Regions from separate parts of the Mus musculus genome. Here regions 2 and 3 are each linked to region 1. A link is a loop called in an ENCODE intact Hi-C map of the cell type or tissue named here. Cell type or tissue: left cerebral cortex. All regions are shown on one strand.

Region 1 (2,500 bases):
GTATTACAAGAGGGACTGCCAAGGGCAGCAAGGACAGCTCTAGTCAGCTCTGGGCTTCATATATGCCAGGCAGTCACTCTGTCAACTCAAGTATATCTACATCTATTGTCTTCTTACCACCCGCAATCGTGTTGCATTGCTCTCTGTGTAAGTCACAAAGGCCTGTCACCAGTCCTGCTTTGGTATCTTTGGTGCAGAGAGGAGACCACCACATTCAGTCTAGGGCCTTTTCTCCCGATGGGACCACTCTTTCAGTTTCCTCTGCCAACAGTTCATCAAAGTGTAGCCAGCACTCTGATGGCTTCCTTCTCTATCTTGGAAGATGTCTTGGAGCAATTTCAAAGGCTGAGCACATGGCTCCTATACTTGTTCCCGCTAATCCACATCCCAGTTTGCAGCCAGCCCTGCAGGCTGTTCCTGGATGTGTTTTAAAGCACCTGTACATGATGAGGTGGGTGATCTTCCCTCCTCCACATCCATCCTAGTGTCACTTCTCAGGACTATTGCTGATATTGACAAATGGGGGTAGTTTGAGAGAGGAACGAGATATTTCTGGTCAGGGTTTGAAAATAAACACTCAGTTCCCCACTCTGGAAGAGCTAAGATGTTCCCAATTAAGCCAAGAGGAAATCTCTGGCTTTGGAAGGAGGAAGTGCTCAATGGCTTCCCCTGGTCCAGGAGATGCTCACTTGAAACTGAGCTGAAGGGCACCTCAGCTTCTTGTCAGTTCAGGGAGACATACTCCTTAGTAGGGAGTAAAGGCCATGCCATCAGCACTGTCTTCTCTGGACATTCCATTGTATCCTGGAGAGCTCACGGCATCCCCTGTGATGTCACCAGCGTTGTGGCAACACCCACTGCTCTTAGAGACTTCAGTCAGTGACTACAGAGTCAATCTGTAGACATGTTTTCTAGACTGAGGAGTCTACTTGGGAGAAAAAAAAATGGGGAGCATGGTGAGACCAGAGAAAGGCAGAAGGAAGCTGTCCTTCCATCTGAGAGTCATTCAGGAAGAAAGAAACGGTCCTGAAGAAGACATAGTGAGTCCTGGGAAGGGGGTGCTGACCTTCCTGGAGGAGGTGGCTTGAAGTGGGTTCAAACAATGTCACACTGGAACTGGAGCCTCTGGGTTGCAAATGGACTTTGGTGCGTATCCTAACTCCTGAAAGTCAAGGATTCCAAAACATTAGCTTGTCCAGTCCAAAGCCAGGATCTGTAAGACCAAAGGCCTGCTACTGTGAGCTCACAGCTTTTCCTCTTACAGGGACTTGTGTACATCATGGGAAAAAGGAGTCCATGAGGGTAAAGGACAGACTCACGCTTCCCACTTTAGGACAAGACAGCACTGAAGTTAGCCCCTAGTGGCCATTGAGGCACAGCAGATTCCTGATAGTTGTAGCTCAGAGAGAAATGTGCCTCTGTCTATGTGACCTTAAGTAATGAGAACTCCTCTGACAACCTCTCACTGACAGTGTCCTCTGAGGTTTCTGAATCAGCTGTTGTGGGTGGCAGGTTTTCTCTAGTACAGCCAAACAACTGAGAGAGGCAGTGGACCCAGACAGAGAGATGCTATTGGCAGCTCAGGGAGGGGGCAGGTTGGGCTTCAGTGGGGTGAACTGATGACTCTGTAGCTCCTGCTCGGCCCCTGCATGAACTTCTCATCCACTCATTTGCTTAGAGAACGAGGTAGAAGGCCTGGGCGTCTCCACAGCCCCTGAGTGCTTGCAGATTGTTTCAGTTTTTCTCCTGGCTTGAGGTCTCTGAAGTCCAAGTGCCCCTGTGCAGTTGTTAATAAGCACAGAGAGGCATCTGTGTGGTGATCATGAGCATGTGTAGGAGGCAGAGGAAACACCTGGATGCTTTGATAGTCCCCTCTCTACAGAGTGATGGGAGAGCGGAGAGCCACCCAGGAGGCATCTCAAGCCTGGGCCAAGATCTTTGAGGTGTCTCTGACTTGAGTGCATGCTCTCTTTCTCATTAAGCCTCAGGCTGGTCTGTCCATCCTCTGTTCCTTCTCACTATGCAAGTTCACGTGTAGTCTTCTACCCGCAGAGGCTGGCAGATAGCCATCAGCCTCCACACCTGTCTCCACCAAGGAGCAGGTGAAGAGGGAAACAGGCTGACCACATAGCTTCACAGGCTGATGACTGAGAGGAATGAATTGCAGTGTCACCTGAAAGTCACCACTGAAGGATCCTTGAAAAGTAGTTATTGTCTCAATATCTGTGGGGTCTGAGAGTTTTGAGTCTGTTATGTCATCCTCATCTTTTTTAAGATCTTGGATTTTAGGAGTCTGCCCCTCCAATGTGTCCCCGTGTTCAACCTTATGTCCCTAAATGCTTCTCAGAGGAGAGGCATATTGGAAGCTTGGGCAGGAGTGAGATGGGAAATGGTCTCCATCTTCCTCCAAATAAAAAACAGAGCCTGTGGTCTGAGTGACAGAACTCAGAGATTGAGAGATTGGAGAGTGAGTTCCCAGTGAGCAGAGATGTCGGAACAA
Region 2 (2,500 bases), 69 kb after region 1:
TTTTTTCTCCCAAGTAGACTCCTCAGTCTAGAAAACATGTCTATAGATTGACTCTGTAGTCACTGACTGAAGTCTCTAAGAGCAGTTGGTGTTGCCACAACACTGGTGACATCACAGGGGATGCCGTGAGCTCTCCAGGATACAATGGAATGTCCAGAGAAGACAGTGCTGATGGCATGGCCTTTACTCCCTACTAATTATGCCTCCCTGAACTGACAGGAAGCTGAGGTGCCCTTCAGTTCAGTTTCAAGTGAGCATCTCCTGGACCAGGGGAAGCCATTGAGCACTTCCTCCTTCCAAAGCCAGAGATTTCCTCTTGGCTTAATTGGGAACATCTTAGCTCTTCCAGAGTGGGGAACTGAGTGTTTATTTTCAAACCCTGACCAGAAATATCTCGTTCCTCTCTCAAATTACCCCTATTTGTCGATATCAGCAATAGTACTGAGAAGTCACACCAGGATGGATGTGGAGGAGGGAAGATCACCCACCTCAATGTACAGGTGCTTTAAAACACATCCAGGAACAGCCTGCAGGGCTGGCTGCAAAGTGGGATGTGGATTAGCGGGAACAAGTATAAGAGCCATGTGCTCAGCCTTTGAAATTGCTCCAAGACATCTTCCCAGATAGAGAAGGCAGCCATCAGGGTGCTGGCTACACTTTGATGAACTGTTGGCAGAAGAAACTGAAAGAGTGGCGCCACCGGGAGAAAAGGCCCTAGACTGAATGTGGTGGTCTCCTCTCTGCCCCAAAGATACCAAAGCAGGATTGGTCCCAGGCCTCTGTGACTTACACAGTGAGAAATGCAATGGGCTTGGGAGCTGTCAAAAGACAATAGATGTAGATATACTTGAGTTGACAGTGACTATCTGGCATATAGGAAGCCCAGGGCTGACTACTGCTGTCCTCACTTGCCTTTGTAGCCCCACTTGTAATACTAGCTCTTGTGACTTAGAAACAGCATGATCTAAGACCAAGGTTAACCTGCAAAGCCAAGTTGAGGACATCTTGGGATACATGAGAACCTGCCTCAATAGTACAAAACAGAAGTACACTCTACCTCCAGGGCCTAATCTACTAATCCTTTTCTATTGAAAAAAAAAAAAAACTTGGTGGAAGGAATTTGGAACTTGGAAGGGATAGGGACTCTAAAAAAGGAACAACAGAGTCAAATAACCTAGAAACTTGGGGGCTCCCAGAGGCTGAATCACCAACCAAAGAGCATGGGCTGAGTCTAGGCCTGTCCCTGCCACTCACATAAAAGTAGCAGATGTGCAGCTTGGTCTTCATGTGGGACCCACAAACAGCTGGAGTGGGAGATCACTCTGACTCTGCTGCCTGCCTGTGGATCCTGTTCCCCTATTTGGGCTGCCTTGCCTGGCCTCAATGGGAGAGGACATGCCTAGACCTGCAATGACTTCAGGTGCCAGGGTAAGTTGGTATACAGGAAGGCCTTCCTCTCTACTCAAAGACAAAGCAGGCAGAACCTAGGGACTCAGGGATATTTATCATGACTGTGTTCCACATCTCTGACTTACACCTCTAGGTCTTCTGTTGCAGTAGAAGCTTATCAGGAAAAAGTCATGGAAAACCTGATGTACTACAGTGTGAGGAGGAATCGAACGGACATTCTCCTCAGCTTCCCTACACTCCTGAGAGCAAGGCAAGGCATCTCTATCCCCCACCCCGTCTATCTCTCTGTATCTCTCTGCCTCTCCACCAGTCTCTGTCTATGTCTTTCTGTCTCTGTCTCTCTCTCTCTCTCTCTTTTGCTGTCTCCCTTTCCCTGAGTGTGTGTCTGTGTCTCTCTGTATCTCTCTGTCTCCATCTCTGTCTCTCTCTCTCTGTCTCTCTCTCTCTCTGTATGTGTGTGTGTGTATGTGTGTGTGTGTGTTGATGGAGTTCAAGCACAAGGCCAGTGCATGCAGGGCAGGCAATCTATGACTGGGCAACATCCCCAGCCCTACTCTCTGGAAACAGCTAAATAATCCACACAAGGCATGCTTTAGGAAAAAAAAAAAAAGCAAAAACAAAAAACCAAGTCACCATGGACAGCCTAGCTTTGGTAATGGCCAGTCTTGCTGAAGAGTAAGACTCAGGACATGGAAAAAGCCATGCTCAAACACTTCTCTTCCAAAAACTACCTGTGTTGAAATTCTGCCCCTGGGAATTTACCAGAAAACCTGGCCCCTTCCTCACACTGAAGGCCATTTGTTGGTGATACCTTACTTCCTGTCCAGGTCTGTCCTCACACCACTGTATTTTACATGATACAGATGCTCGCTGGCTCTTTTAGCCATACAGTGGATGTCACGATCCCTGACAACCTAGAACTAACCTCTCATACTTTATAGGTCATCTGGTCAGAGAACAGCATTATCTGTTCCTGAGGATGCTCATTTCATTGCTACCCTCTGTGTACTGGGTCTCACTGATGAAGTGTATCTGGACAATCTCAAGGCCAAATGCCCAGCATGCCTAGTTCTCCAGAACGAGGAGTGAG
Region 3 (2,500 bases), 59 kb after region 1:
CTAGACTATATAGATGTGATTTGAGAACTTTGTTGCCTGAATGTCCAAGTCTCAAACAACTCCTGAATCCCCTTAAAAGTCTTTCCTCAATCCATAATTATGTAGTCAGGTCTAGAATTGAGTCTTCAGGAAGGGAGAACTCCCCAGGAACTCTCACAGAGAACAGAGCTGAAGAGTTGCTACTCAGGTTTCTGTCAGTATGAAGCAAGCCTTAGGCAAAGAGAAGAGACCTCCTTGGTTTCAGGAAGAAAGGAAGAAAGCCATAGGACATGTAAATAGACAACAATGAGAAGCAGTTATTTCCCAGTTGCACTAGGCTCTTCCATCAAGCAGATTCCCACCAGTGATGTCCAATAACCCCTGTCATGTAAATGATTCACAGTACTCAGAACTCATTCAGCACTCTATGCATCAGCAGGCCATGTACAGGTAGGAAACATTATTTGCCTATCTCCCTCCCTAGCTGCAACTTCACGCAGGACAGAAGGATCTGCTTTCCAATAATTCATTTTCCCAGAAGAAGCTAACTTCCCAGAATATTTGTGCATAGACACAGACATAAACCATCACATTAATGTGCTGGGTGGCTGGATGGGAGTGTGGATTAGAAAGGTAATGGGTGAAAGCAGAGGTGGGTCATAGAGTAGACAGAAAGCCCAATGGGAAATGGTGTAAGGCATTAACCATACCCAGATGCCTCTCCATGCCTTTTGGTGCTGGGTCTATGGGTTACTGGTATCTTTCTGTTGCTTCTTATCATTTGACTACAATTTTGCCAAGTGATGCTGCAGTAATGCAAAATCCTCCTTCATTTTTTGGTTTTCCTCCCTCAGTATTTCCAAGTTGTTCTTCACCTGAAGAACAGGTTTCTGGAAACGACCTCCACACAGTAAGCCCCTGGCAGTCTCCTCCTGCCAGCCCTTCTTCAGGGCCCCAGTAACCCCAACAGGACCCAGGTTCCCATGAAGACCTAAGAAAGAGACGAATACAGCCATGACAGATACACTCAGAAGACCCAAAGCAAAGAGAACAGCAAAATCAGAAGAGAGTAATCCTGAATTCCCCAATGCCAATAAAAATCCAAGTCCCTTGATTTAAAGTGGAATCTCTTCCTTTCTTGACTCTTCAAGGTTATGGGGAAACATCAAGAAAAGTGGAGGAGAGGGTAAATAACCCCAAGGTAGGAGAGAGAACTAAGGGCGGACATTCTTTTCAACTGTTACACGGCAATGAGTGCAGTACAAACACGCCTAAGCACCACAGACCCAGAGATGTCTGAAATTATTATAATCCTAACAAATAATCTTTATCCAGTAGCAGAGACTAGACATTTTCTACCCTTAAACAGTATGTCAGCATTTTTATCTAGACACTGTGTGTTTAATGACCTAGCAATAAGAATAGGAAATTCTTCTGCAGCCCACAAGCATCGTTTTGTAAAAGTAACCTTCTGCGGGTCAACAGCATGCGAGCAATAAACAACAAATTCACAGTTGGGTACTTATGCAGCACACCATTTTATAGATAGAATAAAGCCCTACAATCTGGGCTCCTGCACATGGTCCTGAGGCTAGCTCAAACCTGCTAGGACAGGATGCATTCTGCACTGAAGAATGTACGAGATTAGGACAGAGACCATCATGCTGGAACAGCATTGCTCCAGTTGTGTGACAGAGAAATGTCCCCTGCACAGACTTCAGCACCAAACAGGAAGCTGTGTTTCCTTCAGACTAGAGCTGAGAAACCACAGCCTGGCTCTCTCTCTCTCTGGGAGTCTGATAGAGACCATTCCCTTGAGGGTTCTGATCATCCCTGCAGCAGAGGTATCTGCGAGGGTTCATTCTGGAAATTCCTTACACCATATAATCCATTGAACTCTTCACAGAACTGGGTAAACATGGCTGAGGGCACTGTTAGTGGAGTGGTTTCTGTGCTATAAAGGGAATGTTAGGAATAAACTATGACTACAGCCAAGCATGGAGTTGGCCACATTGAGATCCCTTCAAACTGGAAGCAGAAGCAGGAAGATTTCTGTGGCAACAAAACCAGCCTGCTCAGAACATAACTAGAGAGCACAGAAGGCAGTCACAGCAGCTCAGTCATACAGAGGAGCAAAACTATGGTTTCTTCCACCGCAGGACATATCGGCTCGACCAGCAAAACTGACACAGTTGCTCTTTTCCTGGCAGTGGCTCTAAGAGTTGCTGATGAGCAGAAGCCCATAAAACACAGAGATCTAGGTACAGTGGGCACAGTGGGGTCCATATTCTCCTTCTACTCTGGGCCCCTACCTATTCCAGAGGACCTCAAAGTGATACTTTAGACTTTCTGTTAAATCCTTGTCCTGGATCCCCAGCTCCTCTTCTTGGATCTGCCCTCCAGCAATTCCTCCATTTTTTCACGATCCCCTTCCTTAGAAGACAGTGTTCTTAGAGGATGGGTGGTACACAGGCATGCACAAATATTCATACAATACAAGCTACCTACTCAGGATCCCAAG

Evidence for each region. Hi-C counts contacts between places; a loop is a spot of excess contacts. Peaks named below come from ENCODE experiments on the same cell type or tissue, not always from the same donor. Only the 100,000 strongest peaks of a DNase experiment are listed, where the experiment ranks them.
Region 2: it touches region 1 in a loop (4-fold over the local background); 18 of 42 quality-filtered maps call a loop at or near these places.
Region 3: it touches region 1 in a loop (4-fold over the local background); 18 of 42 quality-filtered maps call a loop at or near these places.

Annotation. Positions count from the first base shown.
Region 1 is chr14:24,444,837-24,447,336 of GRCm38, reverse strand. It overlaps Gm47814 (a long non-coding RNA gene), which reads left to right and starts at 1,047. Exons shown (of 2, transcript XR_003951210.1): 1 at 1,047-2,500. In left cerebral cortex, a CTCF peak has its summit at 1,358; no DNase peak of the experiment used is centred here.
Region 2 is chr14:24,375,940-24,378,439 of GRCm38, reverse strand. No RefSeq gene overlaps it. Among named protein-coding and RNA genes, the nearest start is that of Gm41108, 13 kb to the left of the region's middle. In left cerebral cortex, no CTCF peak of the experiment used is centred here; no DNase peak of the experiment used is centred here.
Region 3 is chr14:24,386,131-24,388,630 of GRCm38, reverse strand. No RefSeq gene overlaps it. Among named protein-coding and RNA genes, the nearest start is that of Gm41108, 2.6 kb to the left of the region's middle. In left cerebral cortex, no CTCF peak of the experiment used is centred here; no DNase peak of the experiment used is centred here.